Linked DNA regions of Homo sapiens: region 1 is linked to region 2. A link is an interaction called in ENCODE POLR2A ChIA-PET data of the cell type or tissue named here. Cell type or tissue: A673. All regions are shown on one strand. Each heading gives the region's core, and the rest is flanking DNA. Links, peaks and the distances in the headings are about the cores only.

The links. Peaks named below come from ENCODE experiments on the same cell type or tissue, not always from the same donor. Only the 100,000 strongest peaks of a DNase experiment are listed, where the experiment ranks them.
Region 1: POLR2A ChIA-PET joins it to region 2 with 10 read pairs; 2 of 35 experiments call an interaction of 5 or more read pairs at or near these places.

Annotation. Positions count from the first base shown.
Region 1 is chr16:75,419,462-75,422,284 of GRCh38, reverse strand. The region is part of intron 1 of CFDP1 (craniofacial development protein 1); the gene reads left to right. Among named protein-coding and RNA genes, the nearest start is that of CFDP1, 13 kb to the left of the region's middle. In A673, for the core only: no CTCF peak of the experiment used is centred there; a DNase peak (open chromatin) is centred at 1,164; H3K4me3 peaks cover 1,391 bases; H3K27ac peaks cover 1,816 bases.
Region 2 is chr16:75,589,322-75,592,144 of GRCh38, reverse strand. No RefSeq gene overlaps it. Among named protein-coding and RNA genes, the nearest start is that of GABARAPL2, 24 kb to the right of the region's middle. In A673, for the core only: no CTCF peak of the experiment used is centred there; no DNase peak of the experiment used is centred there; H3K27ac peaks cover 561 bases.

The DNA.
Region 1 (2,823 bases), core at 123-2,622, 170 kb after region 2:
CTCTACTAAAAATACAAAAAATTAGCCGGGTGTGGTGGCAAGCGCCTGTAATCCCAGCTACTTGGGAGGCTGAGGCAGGAGAATAGCTTGAACACGGGAGGCAGAGGTTGCGGTGAGCCGAGATCGCACCATTGCACTCCAGCCTGGGCAAAAAGAGCGAAACTCCGTCTCAAAAAAAAGAGAGAGAGAGAGAAAGTATTTGGGAAAACAAATGGGTGGTTATGTCTGTACTGAATGTGTACAAACTTTTTTCCTTGTCATTATTTCCTAAACAATACAGTATAACAACTATTCATATAGCACTTATATTGGGTGTTGTAAGTAATCTAGAGATGACTTAAAGTATGCAAGAGGATGTACATAGTTTATATGTAAATATGACATCATTTTATATCAGGGACTTGAACATCTGTGGGTTTTGGTGTGGGGTGGGGGAGATCTTGGAACCACTTCCCCAGAAATATGGAGGGACAGCCGTATTTTGTCGAGGATTTTTGCATCTGTGTTTATGAGGGATATCGATCTGTAGTTTTTTGGTAATTTCCTTGTGTGATTTTAGTATCAGATAATGCAGGCCTCATAAAATGAGGAAATACAGGCTTTGTTTCTTCCAGGGTGATTTTTTATTCACCTTGTATGCTTGTTTAGGGTTTTATTATGTAAGAGGCTTTCTCGGATTTATACTGATTCTTAGTTGGTTTGGCTCATATTTATGCTTGGGGCACTAGAAAGGTTATTGGAAGCTCTGAGTCTTTGGACAAGATTTGTTCCTTTTGTGCCTACATTGTCTACAGGGATGTTATTCTGATTCTTACTATCTTTTTTTCCCTCATAGTAACTGCATGGAATTTGATATTGAGGTTTTGGGGGGTTTTGTATGTATAATTTAAAATTTTCTTATCTCTTACTGATGAAGGACTTTTCCATAGTTTAGCTAAAGATGGAGTCCTTGTCCCACAGCCATGATAATTTAGGCTCACAGACAATTTGAAGCTTGAGTAAATCAGGGTTTTATTGGGTGAAAAGGGAAAAAAGGGGGAACAGGGACTCTGCAAGGCCAGAGTTCCTGCTGCTGTGCTTCCTGCCTTGCAGCTTTGAATCCCAGGTTGCACACAGGAAGAAGAGGGGCCGGGCTCCTCCCCGCTGCAAACAGCAGGAACCTCTGTGGCTCCACCCCAGTGCGCATGCCTCCTAGTCTGCTGGCTGGCCGGAGATTCTCCAGGGACCCCCTCCCACATGGCTGTCTCATTATTAATGAGATTAAGCATCTTTTTACATGTTTAAGATCCAGAGTCATGTGCATCTACTTGTCTGAACTGTCTACAACATTTGCCTGTTTTTATGATGAAAACAGGCAAAAGTTTTCAAAAGTAGTGCAGAGCTTTATAGAAAATTAGAAAATGCAGACAGTTAAATTAAAAATCACTTAAAAATAAAAAAAATAGTTGAACTACCTAGAGACTATCATGTCAATCCTTTAGTGAAAACTCACTCTGATTTTTTTCTACACCTAGGTATAGATATTTGTATTTTTTCCTCAGCCTGCAATTGTATTTACTCACATCGCTTTTCAACCTACTCTTTTTAGTGGATGATTTCTACCCATTTATTTTAGTAAATGTTTTATCTTATATATAGATCATACTCAAATTTTCCAAAATGGTTATAGCTTGTGTGTCCAAATCACAGTTGAGTTCAATACTACACATATTATCCAGTTGTTCCATCCTTGAGTCTCTTTTAATCTAGCACACTCCCCTTTCTATAATGGCATAGATAGCTGAAAAGATCAAAGCCATACATCCTGCAGCATGTCTCACCTCTTGGATTTGTCTGGTTATTCCCTCATGGCGTTGTTTTAGTTCCTTTGTTCCTTCAGTTCTCTGTAAATCAGAAGTTAGATCTAAATGCTTGATGGGTTCCAATGAAATACTTTGGCCAGAATGCATTATCAATGGACATCTGATGTTTGAATAGCATCAGAAGACACAATATCTGGTTGATAACTATAGTGGTGACTATTAAATCAGGGTGATAACAGTCTGATCCCTCTCTTGTATACTTGTTTTTTCCTTTGGAACTTTTAGAACTGGAAAAGTATTCCCTGTGGCAGTATACTTAATGGTTAAAACTTAAATTGCTTTTTAATTTTTTTTTTTTTTTTTTTTTTTTTGAGATGAAGGTCTCACTGTGTTGTTCAGTCTGGACTCAAATTCCTGGGCTCAAGAGAGCTTCTGAGGTAGCTGAGACTACCTGTTACCTGAAAGGGGATCCAGACCCAGACCCCAAGAGAGGGTTCTTGGATCTCGAACAAGAAAGAATTCGAGGGAAATCCATACAGAAAAGTAAAAACAAGTTTATTAAGAAAGTAGAGGAATAAAGAATGTCTACTCCATAGACAGAGCAGACCCAAGGGCTGCTGGTTGCCCATTTTTATGGTTATTTCTTGATTATATGCTAAACAAGGGGTGGATTATTCATGCCTCCCCTTTTCAGACCATTTAGAGTAACTTCCTGATGTTGCCATGGCATTTGTAAGCTGTCATGGCGCTGGTTTTGGTGGGTTTTAGCCAGCTTCTTTACGGCAGACTGTTTTATCAGCAAGGTCTTTATGACCTGTATCTTCTGCCAACCTTCTAGCTTATCGTGTGACTTAGAATGCCTTAACCTCCTGGGAATGCATCCCAGCAGGTTTCAGCCTTGTTTTACCCAGTCGCTATTCAGGATGGAGTTGCTCTGGTTCAGATGCCTCTGGCACACCCAGCTTCTTAAATTGCTTTTTGGCATTACTTAATAACCCTTGCCTAAACTACTACTGTCATT
Region 2 (2,823 bases), core at 96-2,595:
ACTTACAAGAAACCAGTCATCGAACAGGAAAAAGGATGGCTGGGGTCCAAGGAGTGGGAGGGAGACTTTTTACTGAATACCTTTTAAAAAAAATTTTTTTTTTAATTATTATACTTTAAGTTTTAGGGTACATGTGCACATTGTGCAGGTTAGTTACATATGTATACATGTGCCATGCTGGTGCGCTGCACCCACTAACTCGTCATCTAGCATTAGGTATATCTCCCAATGCTATCCCTCCCCCCTCCCCCCACCCCACAACAGGCCCCAGAGTGTGATGTTCCCCTTCCTGTGTCCATGTGTTCTCATTGTTCAGTTCCCACCTATGAGTGAGAATATGCTGTGTTTGGTTTTACCCTTTTAAAATTTTGAACCATGTTAATTATATTTTTTAAATAAATTTTTTAAATGAAATAAAAATTAGTGGAAAAAGATTTCTCTATCTTAAACTGCATTAACACCAGAAAACACGTAGAGGCAATGTTGCATAGGGAAGAGGAACCTCACAAGCTGCTTTAGGCAGCTGAATTCCGCAGAATTACTGTCTTCTGGAATTTGGCTCTTTCAGGGAAGTTTAAACTTTCAGCATTGCTGTTTATTCTGTGCCCATAAGTGGGTTCTAATGTTATGACTGTGTTGCATAATTTGTATTTTCTTCATAATTTTCAAAACTTGGCTTGATTTAAATAATTGTATAGGTTTCATGTAGTCATTTCTGCATAGGGTTAAACGCCTTGTTTTATGGAGTTGATCAGCGCCAAGCATGAGCTCACTGTCTGGGGAAACAAGGCTGCTATGGAGATAATGACCAACCCTGGCTGCCAGTGCCTCTGGTCGGAAGAAATGCAAGCCCTGTCTGATTTGGTAGTGTCTGTGGCTGGGGGAAAGCTGCCTCCACCTGGACCTTGGCAAGACTTTTTGGATTTAAGACAGTGTTCTGAGCAAGCCTTAGCCAAAATTTTCCAGCTCCTAAAACCCACTTCCCTTGCTGGCTAGTTAAATGGCTTAGGACAGTGTTATCTTTTCAACTGCCACTGCCTCCTGAGATGGTGTCTGGGAAAGCCAGAGGAGCTGTTAAAATGAGTCCCACCGCAGCAGAAAAGCTATTGAAACCAGGAGACAGCTTCCAACTGGAAAAATACTTAGTATCTAAGTGCTTACTTTCAAGAGCTCAAGCAGCTCTTCCCATAGGCGGCTATCCCGAAGGAATGGTTGAATACAGAAACAGCCAAGGAGGCAGATATTTTAGACAAAGTACATTTATTTTCCAGAAAGAGTAGTTTTTTTAATACCCCATATTGAAGAATTGTTGACCTTCACATCCTATAAATGTGAATCCTTTTAAACTTAAACGTGTCTGTACTGGGGCTGAGACTGACTTGCTGTAACACCATCCAGATGAATCCAAAACAAATCTTTATACCTATGGTCCAAAAGTGGTAGGAAAATTCTGTAAAGATTTAAGGGCTTCAGGCAAAGTTGTTTGAATTCAATTTTTATTTCTTAAAACTGGGGACCCAAAATGAATCAAAAGGGATAGATGTCAGATGAGTGGTTATTGCCTGATGTGGTGGGGGATGGGGAGCAGGCGGTTGAGTTAGAAAGAGGCACAGGAGCACCCTCTGGGAGATGGAAACATCCTGTGTTTTGATTGGAGCGTTGATTATATTGGTGTAAACATTTGTCGAAATTAAGTCTACACGTTAATGTTCGTGTACTTTACGTAATTATACCTCAAATTTAAAATGCAAAAAAACAAAAACATAGCCCTTATTACTTTGTGTAGTAGAATAAAACTGGGCCTAGATACTCAAGCAATTGTGTCCTAGTACCAGTTCTGCCACTAACTTCTATGTGTATGTGGGGAAAGTATGTAACCTCTACTTATAACTTCTCATCTGTCCTACCAAATTAGATCCTCGCATTTAGGATGCTCAGTTTTTTTCAACTGTTAGGTAGGATTCTCATAAAAATTATTAATTGGATAGATAATACAAAGAGAAATTTTCTCTAGGAAACTGCCCATTGTTGATGTGACTACATATGGCCTCAGTCATGTTGGTGACAAGGGAGGGATGAAAATAACTTTTTTGTTTTTTAGACAGAGTTTCACTCTTGTTGTCCAGGCTGGAGTACACCGGCGTGATCTGGGCTTACCACAACCTCCACCTCCTGGGTTCAAGCGATTCTCCTGCCTCAGCCTCCCGAGTACCTGGGATTACAGGCATGTGCCACCATGCCCGGCTAATTTTGTATTTTTAGTAGAGATGGGGTTTCTCCATGAAGGTCAGGCTGGTCTCGAACTCTCGACCTCAGGTGATCCTCCCGCCTCTGCCTGCCAAAGTGCTGGGATTACAGGCATGAGCCACCGCACCCGGCCTGAAAATAAATTTTGTCTCAATCGACTAACCTGGGCTCTGAATTTGGGTATGGATTTTTTGCCCCTCATTCATATGAGCCAGTAGGGTTAGGAATCAGCTTTTAGAACAAGCCTGTCCGGCACTGCTTTTCAGTGACCAAATGCAGGGAAATGTCTCTGTGGGAGGAAAGGGAGTGGCAGAAAGTCACTCCAAGTGGGACCCAGGCTGCCAAATGTTGGTCTCCAGCACATGTTCCCTGTACTTGGGCTCAGCTCCGGAAGGGGAAGAGCTCACAATGGAAACAGTGATGGCCATTTGCTCAGGCAGCCAAGAGAATGAAAAGCACATTGAAACTAAGCAGTGTCTCCACAGGAGAGGTACGGTGGGCCCCTTGCTGGTGAAACCAACCTGACAACAGGCAGGATCACAGAGCCATTCCCAACATTTTTCTTCAGTTCAACAA